Linked DNA regions of Homo sapiens: region 1 is linked to region 2. Evidence: chromatin contacts called from ENCODE Hi-C or POLR2A ChIA-PET data. All regions are on one chromosome and are shown on one strand. The core of a region is the stretch at or near the end of the contact, and the rest is flanking DNA. Distances in the headings are between cores, read along the strand shown.

Region 1 (6,098 bases), core at 1,945-4,444, 83 kb before region 2:
GCTGGAGTGCAGTGGCATGATCTCGGCTCACTGCAACCTCTGCCTCCCAGGTTCAAGCGATTCCTCTGCCTCAGCCTCCTGAGTAGCTGGGATTACAGCCACGCGCCACCATGCCTGGCTAATTTTTTGTATTTTAGTACGGAGGAGATTTCACTGTGTTGGCCAGGATGGTCTCGATCTCCTAACCTCGTGATCTGTCCACCTTGGCCTCACAAAGTGCCGGGATTACAGGCGTGAGCCCCTGTGCCTGGCTGCTGCCCCTGTTTTATGAGCCGCATGACACCACGCTAGGGTTGGCACCTTGGAGGCAGAACCGCATTTGGAAACTGGCCTTTCCTCTTACTTGTTGTTTGGCTTCTGCTAATCACTCCATCTCTTGGAGCTTCAATTTCTTCACTTCTCAGATGGGGATAAAAATCTCCACCATACAAGGATTTGCTGAAAACAAGAGCCAGCAGGCAGGTAGCACTTGCTCTGGGCCAGGTGCTGTTCCGACATGCCCTAATTTATTTATACCTCCCAGCACTCCTGCAAGACTAGTTTCTCATTTGCGCTAGGCACATTTCAAAGTGCCCTTCTAGGAGGTGTTACAGGCTGCGTATCCCTTTATCTGAAATTCTTGGGACTAGAAAGGTTTTGGATTTCAGATTTTTTTTTCTTTTGAGGCAGGGGCTCCCTCTGACACCGAGGCTGGAGTGCAGTGGCATGATCATGGCTCACTTTAGCCTTGACCTCTGGGGTTCAAGTGATCCTCCTGCCTCAGCATCCCAATTAGCTGGGACTACAGGCAAGCACCACCACACCTGGCTAATTAAAAAAAAATTTTTTTTTGTAGTGATGGGGTCTCACTTTGTTGCCCAGGCTGGTCTCAAACTCCTGGGCTCAAGCGAGCCTCCTGCCTCAGCCCTCAAAGTGCTGGGATTACAGGCATGAGCTACCACACCTAGCTTGAATTTTTTCCGAGTTTGGAATATTTGCATCATACTAATCAGTTCAGCATCCATACTCCAAAATGTCTGATGAGCTTGCTTGCTTGCTTCCTTCCTTCCTTTTTCTTTCTCTTTCTTCTCTCTTTCTCTTTTTTCTTTCTCCTTCCTTGCTTTTCTTCTTTTTCTTCCTTTTTTCCTTCCTTCCTTTCTTCTTTCTTTCTTTTTCCTTTTCTTTCTCCTTTCCTTACCTTTCCCCTTTCCTTTCCCATGCCCTACCTGGTTTCATACTCACATCAGCCCAATCAGGCGGGTGGTGCCATGTCCTCCCCCTTCCCCTCCCCCGCCTCCTTTCCCCCTCCCTCTCCCCTCCCCTTCCCTTTCCTTTCAAGATGGGGTCTCGCTGTATTAACAGCCCAGGCTGGTCTTGAACTCCCAAGCTTAAGTGATTCTCCCACCTCGGCTTCCCAAAGTGCTGGGATTACAGGTGTAAACCACCATGCCCCACATCCGATGAGCGTTTTCTGTGAGCATCATGTTGGCACTCAACAAGTTTTGGATTTTGGAGCATTTCAGATTTTGAAATTTTGGATTAGGGCTACTTGACCTGTATTATCATCCCCATTTTACAGACGAGAAAACCAAGTCTCAGAGAGGCTAAGTGACTTGCCAAGGTCCTTCAGCCAGTAGCTGGTGCAGCAGAATGTTGAACCCAAGCAGTCTGGGCCCATAACATGTATGGCATACAATTCAAAAATTACTAGTCACTTTATTATTTTATCATATGGAAAGACAATAAGATGACACCATCAAGTTATGTTTTTAGGAGAAAAATATCACCTACCACCCGAGTACCACCCCTGGTAGCAATGTTTTTTGTTTCTTTGTTTTGAGGCAGTCTCATTCTGTCATCCAAGCTGGAGTACAGTGGCTCGATCATAGTTCACTGCAGCCTTGATCTCCTGGGCTCAAGCAATCCCCCAACCTCGGCCTCCCGAGTAGCTGGGACTACAGGCGTGCACCACCCCCTGCTTGGTTAACTGGTAGCAGTTGAGTCATATTTCCTTCTTGTCTTTTTTCTTAAGTGTGGTTTCTATTTGTTGGCGATTTTGCTGTGTGGTAGAGTCGTGCTCACCCTGCACCCACGTGGGCCTTTCTTAGCTTAAAATGGAGAACATGCCACCACCTGCCTGACTGGGCTGATGTGAGTATGAAACCAGGTAGGGCATGGAAAGCCCTTGCTTTGGTGTTAAATACACAGGGGTGCTGTGTATTTAATATATTCCTCCTACAAGAAAAGGAGGGGCTGGGTGAAGTGGCCCACACCTGAAATCCCAGCACTTTGGGAGGCACAGGCAAGAGTATTGCTTGAGTCCAGGAGTTTGAGACCAGCCTGGGCAACATAGCGGGACTCCATCTCTACACAAAAATACAAATATTAGCCAGGCATGGTGGCATGCACCTGTAGTCCTGGATACCTGGGAGGCTGAGATGGGAGGATCTGGGAGGATCGCTTGAGCTCGAGGAAGTCAAGGCTGCAGTGAACGAAGATCATGCCACTGCACTCCAGCCTGGGCTGGACAGAGTGAGACCCCATCTCAACAAAAAAAGAAAAAAAGGAGAGCTCTTTGACTCCTACCTCTCCCTCTCATTTGCCCTCTAATCAGCACTGCCCAGCAGAACACTCTGCAGTGATGGGAATGTTCTAGTGCAGAGGTCAGCAAATTTCTATAAATGTCCAGATAGTAAATGTTTCCAATTTTGTGGTGTTCATGTGGTTTCTATTGCCATTGCTCCTCCTCCTCTCTCTCCTCTTCCTCTTCCCTTCACCCTCTTCCCTTGATAAAATTTACAAATCATTCTTAGTTCAAGAGTGATTTGAAAACAGGCCCTGGGTTGGATTGGGCCATCATTGGCCTACCCCATCCTAAATGTGCACTGTCCAGTACAGTAGCCACTGGTCACATGTGGCTTCTGGGCACTTGCAGTGTGGCTAGTGCAAATGAGAAGCTGGATTCTTAATTGTATTTAATGTTGCATAAGGTGAGTTCAAATAGTTACATGTGGCTGGTAGCTGCATGTTGGATGCACAGCTCCAAATGACTGACAGCCCTGACAGCCCTGTTCCATTGCTCTGAAAGGGCCTGTGTTCCCTGGAGGGGGATGGCTGGGCTCGTGGGCCATGGGAGCTGCCTGGCTGGCAGGCCTCTTGGGCTCGCTGGCATTTCAAGAGCTGTCTGAGGGCAGCTGGGCGAGCCATCCTGCCTCTGGAAGAGCTTCAAGTGCCTGGTTCCTAATTGGTTTTGTTTATTCCAAGAGAGCAGGCCTCACATCATTGACCGCCCATGTCCCAGGAGTGCCGGGGCTTGAGTATCTATAGTTTGGGGGTGGCCTGCTGTGGGGGGGTCTAGTTGCTGTGGTTACACCTTGGTTCCCTTTTCCATCTGGGTTTAGATGTCCTAATTGGCCTGATATTTCAGGAATAGGAAAATGGTATGGAGAAAAGGAGTGAGTGAATAGGAAGGAATGGAGGACCAAGAAATGCAGTCAACACCCTGCAGCCGGTTTATTGCCATCATGGCACAAATAATAAAAGCTGAGTTTTTTTTTTCTTTTTTTTTTTTTTTGAGACGTGGTCTTGCTCTGTTGCCCAGACTGTAGTGCAGTGATGCAATCACAGCTCGCTGCAGCCTCGACCTCCTGGGCTTCAGCAATCCTCCCATCTAAGCCTCCCAAGTAGCCGGGACTATAGGCAGGTACCATCACCTGGATAACTTTTTATTTTTTGTAGAGACTGGGTCTCCCCATATTGCCCAGGCTGGTCTCTAACTCCTGGGCTCAAGTGATCCTCCTGCCTCTGCCTCCCAAAGTGCTGGGATCACAGGCGTGAGCCACCACCCCAGGCCTGGCTGAGATTTAAAAAGCTGACATTTTAAAGTGTTGTTACCCTGGTTAAAATCTCCTGTTTACAGAATAGGAAAAGTCTGAGAGGAGTGATATGTATACTCAAGGAGTTGGCCAACTCCAGAGCTGCATTCCAAACTACCCACCTCCTGAAACAGGACTGACAGGTGGGAGGTTTAGCTTCAGACTCAGTATGTGAGTCTGTAAAATGATTTTTCCTTGTGGGCCTCAGTTGTCCCATCTGTAAAATGGGGGAAGGTTTGAATTGGACTAAAAATCTTCCCTACCCTAAATGGTAAGGACACAGCACTGGGAGATATATACTCCCTGCCCTAAAGCTATAAGGATCCCCTTGATTCCACTTTGGCCTGGTTCTGGCTACATGCCAGGACTCATCGTGGACACAGCCTCGTTCCTGTAACCATGGGAGATTAAGTGTTAGGAAGGTCTTACAGATCTGGATGGTGAAACTCTTTCCATCCATTCCTTGGGTAAGTTGCTCTTCCTCTTGGTGTCATGCTTTCTCATCTGTAAAATTGGGATCATCACACTTTCCTTTTATTGGGGTTTAAATGACACAGGTATTTGCGTGGTCAGCATTTGGTCAGTGTTAGGTGGTGACAGTAGGATGTTGTGTTCAATTCCAGGAAGCAGCATATTCCTTGTAGGCTGGGCCTGTGGTACCATTTGGAATTGTGCAGTCCACAACCTGATCAACCATACCCAGCCATCTCAGGTGGCAATAGTGGTGTGTAGTGGTGGTTGTTGTTGCTTATTGTTATATTTACTTTTCCTGGAGTCCAAGGTCCCTAGGCCAAGAGGAGGGGAGAGGCCTGGTTGGCATAAACCAGGGGCTCCCTAAGGCAGCGGCGCCTTAGCTCAGACTTCAGCTCACACCTCTCTGCCTAAGAAGTGAGCCAGTTCATTCCCTGTAGGAGTAGATAAGTTGAGACTCCAGCTGTGGTATCTTGAGCTGAAGCAGCCTCCCCTGCATTCCAGAGTCCTTCTCCCAAATGTCACTGTCCAGTGCTCTTGGGAGCCTAAACCCTCACTCTGCCTCTTTGAAGGCTTGGCCCCTCTCCACAGTGCCCATCCCTGATGCAATATCTCCTTTGCCTCTCCAGGGCTCTGCCAGCAGACAGCCTTGGCACACAGGCACAAGGGCTGGAGCCCAGAGATGAGAGTGCCCAAGGGAGGTAAGTGCACCTAGAAGGAACTTCCCCTGGAGTCCTGGCCCCTCCTGAGACCGCCCTCCAAAAGTCCCCTCCATGCCCCCAGCCTCCATGATTGGGTGCCTGGGCAAACTCCCCTGGCTGGTTTTCACCTTTCTGTTCAGCCAGCAGGTTGGAAATCTGGTACTAGAAAAAGCTGCATCCCAGCAAGCATCATAGAGAGATGAGCATCTTCCTTGTCTATTAGGAAGACGATTCTCCAGGTGATAGGAGAGAGAAGGCTGAGTCCCAAAGTGGGCGGGGGACTTGCCCAGTGTCACGGAGCAGATTCAAGCCAGAACCCAAACGCTGTTGTGTCCCGTTCTCCTAATGTTAGTGTTTTAGGTATGCTTTCTCAGTACCCCACAGGAGTTCCTTGGCCTTCTGAATAGCTTCCTTGAGAAAAGGGTATTATTATTCCTTTTTTGGAGAAGAAAGTAGAAGCTCAGAGAAGTGATACCTTTTGTCCAGATCACCAGCTGGCAAGTGGCAGCAGAAGTGAGATTTGAACCTTGGAGTGTAGTACTCCAAGTTAGAAGCCCTCACCTATCATCCTCACTGCGAGGATGCCAGGATACCTCCCTTGCCAGGGTCCAGCAGGGTGATGAGGGTGTTGGGCAGGCCTAGTTCCCTGGGCTGGGCCCTCTAGCTCCTTCCACAGTGGGGTCCCTAGCTCTGGGTAACCAGGAAGCTACTTTCTGCTTTGTGGGTTCCAGGCTGCTTTCTGTGTCCCAAGTCACCCTGCTTTTTCTTCTTAAGCCATCGTGCAGGTCATTGCTGTCTTCTGCTCACTTCTGACTTGCCTGCTTTGAGCTGTTTTCTTCAGCCTTGGCCTGGTCTGATCCAGGATTCCTGCCCTGGCCATGCAACCTTGGGCAAGCTGCTTCATCTCTTTGAGCTTAGATACTGCAGGGAAAATGCTTTAGCAGAGTTTATGCTCCATAATTTCGAACACCTTTGCTGAACATAAAATGCTGAAGCTGGCCGGGTGCGGTGGCTCACACCTGTAATCCCAGCACTTTGGGAGGCTGAGGCGGGCAGATCACCTTAGGTCAGG
Region 2 (7,021 bases), core at 739-3,238:
GGAGCATCTGAATCTTGAGTTTGTTAAGAAACAGAGTGGCATAGAGAGATGACATTGGCTTTCATATCCCAGCTCTCTTACTTATACCAGCTATGGGACCTTGGGCAAGTCCATTCCCTGCCTGAGCCTCAGTTTTTTCATCTGAAAAGTAGACAAAATAGTATCCCTTTCATGAGTTCATTGTGACACTTGAAAATAGTATAGGTACAGCACCTAGTATAGGGCCTGATGCGTAGGAGACCTTCCAGATGTGGGTCAGTCTTATTCAGTGGGCTCTGCCATTTTCAGTAGGTGAGTCTGGTGTCACTACGTAAAGCCCCAAGGGCCAGATGTTGGTGTATTTTTACTCTTGTGATTTAACTCTGGTGGCCTCTTAGGCTCTGTGGCCTCAGGCACCCCCTTGTCCTTGATGCCTGTGCTTTAGTCTTCACTGTGGAAGGGCACTTGCCCTGCAGTCTGTCAACGTGCCCCTTCCTTACATCTCTCTTGTTTGCCAGGTCTCTAGCATCTCCAGCAGGACTCCAGGATGGTTCAGCCCAGCACCATCCAAAGGGTGGGAGCACATCTGCCCTGAAAGAAAACGCCACTGGCCATGTGGAATCCATGGCCTGGACCACCCCAGATCCCACATCCCCTGACGAAGCTTGTCCAGATGGCAGGAAGGAGAACGGATGCTTGTCTGGCCATGATCTGGAGAGCATCAGGCCCGCAGGACTGCACAACTCTGCCAGGGGTGAGGTTCTTGGCCTCAGCTCCTCCCTGGGGAAGGAACTAGTCTTTCTCCAAGAAGAACTCGACTTGTCTGAAATCCACATTCCAGAGGCTCAGGAAGTGGAAATGGCCTCAGGTCATTTTGCCTTCCTACATGTGCCTGTTCCAGATGGCAGGGCTCCTTACTGCAAGGCATCTCTCAGCGCCTCCAGCAGCCTGGAACCCACGCCTCCTGAGGACACAGCCATCAGCAGCTTGCGCCCTCCCTCTGCTCCTGAGATGCTGACCCAGCATGGAGCCCAAGAGCAGCTCGAAGACCATCCTGGCCATAGCAGCCAAGCCCCCATTCCCAGAGCAGACCCTCTCCCCAGAAGGACCCGCAGGCCCTTGTTATTGCCTCGCTTAGATCCAGGACAGAGAGGAAACAAGCTTCCCACGGGGGAACAAGGCCTGGATGAGGATGTTGATGGGGTCTGTGAAAGCCACGCAGCCCCTGGTCTGGAATGCAGTTCAGGCTCAGCAAACTGTCAGGGTGCTGGCCCCTCTGCAGATGGAATCAGCTCCAGGCTGACACCAGCAGAGTCCTGCATGGGGCTCGTGAGGATGAATCTCTACACTCACTGCGTCAAAGGGCTGGTGCTGTCCCTGCTGGCTGAGGAGCCGCTGCTGGGAGACAGCGCAGCCATAGAGGAAGTGGTGAGTGTCCTCAGACCTTCTCCTGCCCCTCTGCGGCCTCTGCCGATCTCCTGTGCTTCCCTCACAGCACTGTGCCAACACCCAGGGAAGAGATAAAGGCTCAGCCCTCAGTTGTGTGACCCTGGGCAAGACGTTCTTGTTTAGACGATGGAGGTATTACCTGCCTCTGTGGGTTTTTGTGGGGGGTAAGAGTGAGTCAAGCGCATAGCACTGGTGGTGCATTGGCATCCAACAAGTGTTGGTTCTCTTCTTCCGCTGTTTCTAGTTTTGCAGAGCGCAGGCCTTGGAGAAAGGGAAGGCCTGAGATGGAATCCTGGCCCTTGTCCTCTAGCTGTGTGAACTTGCCCACAGACCTTTGTCCCCTTGAGCCTTGGCTAACTCCTCAGTCACGTAGGGATGGTGGTAGACCTTCCTGTTCCAGATGCAGTGAGATAATGCAGGCAGAGACTGCACACGTACGTGCATGTGTTGTGCCGCCCCTGCTCATGGCCTCATTTCCTAGCCTGGACAGCTCTAGGTTCTGTGTCAGCTGGAAACTCCTCCGCAGTGTGTCACAGCCTGGGTTGGGAGTTCCCTAGAAACCCAGTGTTTCCCTCCATAGCCCCAGCATCGTACCTGATCTGAAGCTCCTTCCTAGAAGGCTGGGATGTCTGAAATCCTGCCTGGCTCTGGAGGGCTCTTAAACTATTGCAGCCCCTTCCCCGCTTAGAGGCTTAGAGTGGTAAACTGACCTTCCCTGGGGCCCACGCTGGAGATTCGTTGCTATAGTAACAGCCTTGCTTTAGTAGGCAGGGAAAGTGGTAGCAGTAAGAACAGCAGGTTGAAATTGCTGCAGGGCAAATGGTGTCTTGGGGCTTTCCTTGTTTTTATTCTTAAATGTGTATTATTCTAAGCTGATCTTACTATCATGCAGGGCTTGTGACCCTCCATAAATGAGCTAGTCACCTTGAAATACAGAAGAAGAGATAAGACTGCACAGCAGCTTCCTTGCACAGAGCTCCTAGCAAGAGAATGCTCTCTGGAGCTGTCAGGCTTCTCTGTGCCCTTTCCACAGACGCTGGATCACTGAGTTATGGCTCATTTGCTTCCTGTATCCCCATTCACCATAGCTAGGAGTGACTATCCATCTCCTTCTTATAGCAGTGCGGGGAGTTGTGGCTGCAGTGTTAAATGCCTCATCTCCCTGCCAATGCCTTGGTTTTCATGGTCTGTTCTGCACAGTGTCGAGCCTTGGAAGTGTCATTTTGAAGGGCCCAGTGTTTGAATGCAATAAAGTGGATATAATACCTCTCTTTTTACCTTCCCCCACAAAAAGGAAAAAATAGCCCAGGCTGCTCTTTGAGATGTATTCTGCACCAACTATATGTGAAATACTTCGCATCTCTCGTTTTAGCCAAGCCTTAGAACAGTTCTGGGAAGGAGGCATTGTAACTCCCATTTTACCAGTAAGAAAACAGCCTCATTGAGATGAAAAGACTTCCTGCAAGTGGCAGGTCCAGAATTCTTGCTTGTTTCTGGTTCCCCACCCCAGCCTCTCTGTCCCCCCACTGCCCTGCCCTTGCAGTGATAGCTGGGAAGCTGAAGAAAGGGGGTCAGTGTCCTGCCTTCTGTGGCTCGTGCTCTATGGCCATATCCCCTGGTTTGTCAAGGTCTATCCATGCTGTTACGACATCAGCCTCCATGGGCTTCTGTGGAAAGCAGGGTTTGATGCTGGCTAGGCCCCGGGAAATAGACTGCAGTTTTATGGAAGAGAAAAAGCTAATCTTTTCTTCTTTTTTTTTTTTTTTTTTGAGATGGAGTTCCGCTCTTGTTGCCCAGGCTGGAGTACAATGGTGTGATCTGAGCTCACTGCAACCTCCGCCTCCCCGGTTCAAGCGGTTCTCCTACCTCAACCTCCTGAGTAGCTGGGATTACAGGCATGTGCCACCAGGCCCGGCTAATTTTGTATTTTTAGTAGAGACGGGGTTTCTCCATGTTGGTCAGGCTGGTCTCGAACTCCTGACCTCAGGTAATCTGCCCGCCTCGGCCTCCCAAAGTGCTGGGATTACAGGCATGATTGCACCCATCCCTGAAAAGCTAATCTTTTCTAGTATGGAGTGACTAACTTTGATCAGCCCACTGGTTTGAGAGTGGGTTTGTTAATCAGACCCAAAGGATTTCTGTTTTATAATCAGGAAGAGGTGTTTGATTGCCTTTTTGTCCCAGACTAGCCTTGAAAATACTTTATCTGATTTCCCTGCAGCCCCTCTGCTACTGTCTAGAAAAACCAAATACCCCCAGTTACGGTGAGCACACCCCTTTTGCAAGGGCTCCTTAATGATGTTACATACTGCCAAGCTGCCCTTGTGTCATTTGGCTGTCTTGTCTTTGGGTGGATCAGCTTCCACAGGGAGTAGGGGTAGGGTGAGGGGCAGCAGGGGTTGGGATTGGTGAAAGGAGCCCTGGGTGGAGCAGCCAGGAGGGTTGGGATTGGGGCTGGAATTCCCTCAGAGGGAGTGGAATAGGCTCACACCAGGGGGCAGCATAGAGCCGCTGATAGTCCATTACTCAGACCCCAAGATAATCTCCTTGACCTTCAAACACAGTGATCAGATTAATTATTTATCACTACAATAGGACATGGAGCTTCTGTGTACAGTACATGAGGCTTGAAGTTAGTGTGAGAGTGTTGCCATAAAACATTTTATGAAAAAACACCTTCCCCCAACTGGGAAACCGGTATCTCTAAGTGAATGTGTGTTCCATGCATTGCTCCTGCTGCACGCTGTGTCACACACTGACATTTGTGCCACTTGCTTTCGTGTGCACTAGAAGTCAGAGGACCCGGGAATTAGCCTCAGCTCTGTGTTGCCTAGGGCTGTTGTGAGGATCACATTATGTAGCAGTATATATCGGTGGCTGGCAAACATTTTATGTAAAGGACCAGAAAGCAAATATTTTCAGCTTTGCACAGCTTTTCAGCTCTGCTGTTGCAGTACAAAAACAGCCATAGACAGTATATAAATGGTATGACTGTATTCCAGTAATTATTTATGGACATGGAATTGGAACTTCATATAATTTGCACATGTTACAATATTATTCTTTTGACTTTTTTCCCCAACCAAGTAAAAAAATATAAAAACCATTCTTAGGTCTCAGACTGTACAAAGATAGGCAACAGGCTGGATTTAGTTTATAGGCTAGAGTTTGCTGACCCCTGGTATGTATGAAAGCACTTGGTTATCAGTAAAAATTATCCACATGTCATCTGACATAGCATCTTGTGATTAACTGTGTTTTTATGGTTAAGTGATCCTATCTTGAGTGCAAGTTAGGCAGAAGATTTTGGAAGCAAAGCTCCGTGCCTGTGGGGAAACAGTTTTTGGCATGGCTCACTCTCTGTTCTTATTGTTTCTTCCTCTGGACACCAGCTCAGCATGGAAGGGATGACTGTTAGCACGTTCTTGAGGTCCAAAAACTTTCAGTGAGGCTGTGGTTTGACTTCATCAGGTGAATGCTTATGTGTGCCCGTGTGCGTGTCGGCACATGCACACACACACATCTGTTCAAATAAGAGGCTCAGTGTTAAACGCAGTGTTGGTCAGGCTCTCTCAGTGATCTGAACATGAGATATTATGATTGTCTTTCCTGAGCACATATCTTTTTACATAGCTCTGCAACCTTGGTTTAAACCAAATAGCTCATAAATTGGCAGTGCTTGGCATTGGATGTGTTCATTTATTCATTCATTTAGTGGATTCATTTATTGAGCACCTACTAGGAGTCAGACACTCTACTAAGCATTGAGGATACAAAACTGAGCGCATAGAAAATAACTTTGTATGTCACACCTATTGACTTGAAATATCATTTCTGAGACTTTCATACAGGAAAACTGATTTAACACCAATATACTCCCAAAATAACATGTAAGCTTCATGACATTTACTTCAGAAGCATTCTGTTTGCATCTCTGTACTTTTTATATGCACTTATTTTTCTTACATAGCTGTTGAAAAATAGTCCACAAATTATCTGTGATCTCTAAAGAGACACCATTTCTTTTATATGATTATTTTCATTTCCTTGACTTTATAAAAAGACTCTGCCTCAGGATAGCACTTTAGAGTTTACAAAGGACTTTTGGATGTGTCATTTCATTTAAGTCACTCAATAGTCCCGTACTGTTCCCATTTTGCAGTTGACTAGAAAAATGAGGCACAGAAAACTTGGTAACTTGCTCCTGGTCATTTGACTAAAAAGAGGCTGAACTTGGGATGTTTTTTACCTGGGAACTGCAAATGTTTGGGGACAGTGACCTTCTTTCTTGTGGCTGAAGCAGGCCCAGGAAACCCCATTTCAGACCAAGCCTATTATGACAGGCCTGGCCTACTGAGTCAAGCCCTCAGTGGAGCTTGAGGAACACTGCACAGCCATTAAAGAATTATATGATAGAATATTTAAAGACGAGAAAAGCAGTTCATGCTGTGTTGTTAGGTTAAAAAACTATCAGTCATTATTTATGATTTGATCTCATTTTTATTTTACAGAAAAAGAGTTACACAAAACAGTTTAGTCCAGTCTTTTCAATTGTACTTAAACTTTATCTCCTTGGAGGTTTGTAAAAATACAGGTACTTGAACCCATCTCCTTGACAGTCGTCCTCAACTGTATTCCTCTTCTGAACCATCAAGTGCAGAAAGCTGTTTGACTGACACTCAGTCCTTCCAAGAAAGCCAGGACCGTGCTAGGTGTAGCAGAGAGAAGTTACCGTGTTACATCCAGTGAGGGACTTCTGTACCCAGGGCCAGTGAGAAACAATGCGGGATGGTCCCAGGCTGTTTGTATTGTGAAATCATGCAGCCTGGGTAGGAAAGCCATGGTTAAAATAAGATACACCACAGTGGTGACAGTGGCTATTACTGGATGGTGAAATGATGGGTTGTTTTCTTGTTATTTTTTTGCTCATCTCTTTTCTAAATCTCCTACAATATAATCATTATTTTTAAAAACATTAGAACATAAGGGTGAAAGAAAAATGTTGGTGAGAGTCCATTTTGCTGGATCAAGTAGGCAGTAAGATACTCCATGAATGATTTTTTTTTTTTTTTTTCGAGACAGAGTCTCACTCTATCACCCAGGCTGGAGTGTGGTGGTGCGGTCTCGGCTCACTGCAGCCTTAAACTCCTGGCTTAAGTGATCCTCCTGCCTCGGTCTCACAAAGCACTGGGATTACAGGTGTGAGCCACCGTGCCTGGCTGGAGGATTTTTTTTTTAACTAAGTCTGTGGTTAACTAGCCCTCAGAAGGCTTGCTGAGGTCAGCCCTACAAGCCCATGACCCTCTCCCCCTTTGCAGTACCACAGCAGCCTGGCTTCACTGAATGGGCTGGAAGTCCACCTGAAAGAGACGCTGCCCAGGGATGAGGCAGCCTCCACGAGCAGCACCTACAACTTCACACATTACGACCGCATTCAGAGCTTGCTGATGGGTAAGAACCAGCCAAGGGGCCTGGGGCGACGGGGATGCCAGATTCTAGATGGGTGGAGATGAGAACTTGAGCCCCAGCATCATGATGACACGGCTGTGCACAGAGTTGTCTGACCTGCGTTCAGGGCTCTCTTCTCACCGGG

What was found. A loop is a pair of places that touch in the nucleus more often than their neighbours do. ChIA-PET counts read pairs that join two places held with the same protein, here RNA polymerase II (POLR2A).
Region 1: a loop to region 2 is called in a map of breast epithelium, with 6 times the contacts of the local background. The contact joins two enhancer-like sites. A Hi-C loop is called at or near these places in 1 of 168 maps with a recorded cell type or tissue (breast epithelium). POLR2A ChIA-PET finds 5 or more read pairs at or near these places in 3 of 52 experiments (H1, HEK293 and activated T-cell).

What each region holds. Positions count from the first base shown.
Region 1 is chr22:26,543,532-26,549,629 of GRCh38, reverse strand. It overlaps TPST2 (tyrosylprotein sulfotransferase 2), which reads left to right. Exons shown (of 7, transcript NM_003595.5): 2 at 4,955-5,026. Among named protein-coding and RNA genes, the nearest start is that of MIR548J, 8.7 kb to the left of the region's middle. Within about 2 kb of position 3,194, at least 8 of the 41 ENCODE cell types and tissues checked have a DNase peak (open chromatin) inside an H3K27ac peak, as active enhancers do.
Region 2 is chr22:26,458,303-26,465,323 of GRCh38, reverse strand. HPS4 (HPS4 biogenesis of lysosomal organelles complex 3 subunit 2) reads left to right here. Exons shown (of 14, transcript NM_022081.6): 11 at 498-1,407; 12 at 6,747-6,879. Among named protein-coding and RNA genes, the nearest start is that of HPS4, 22 kb to the left of the region's middle. Within about 2 kb of position 1,988, at least 2 of the 41 ENCODE cell types and tissues checked have a DNase peak (open chromatin) inside an H3K27ac peak, as active enhancers do.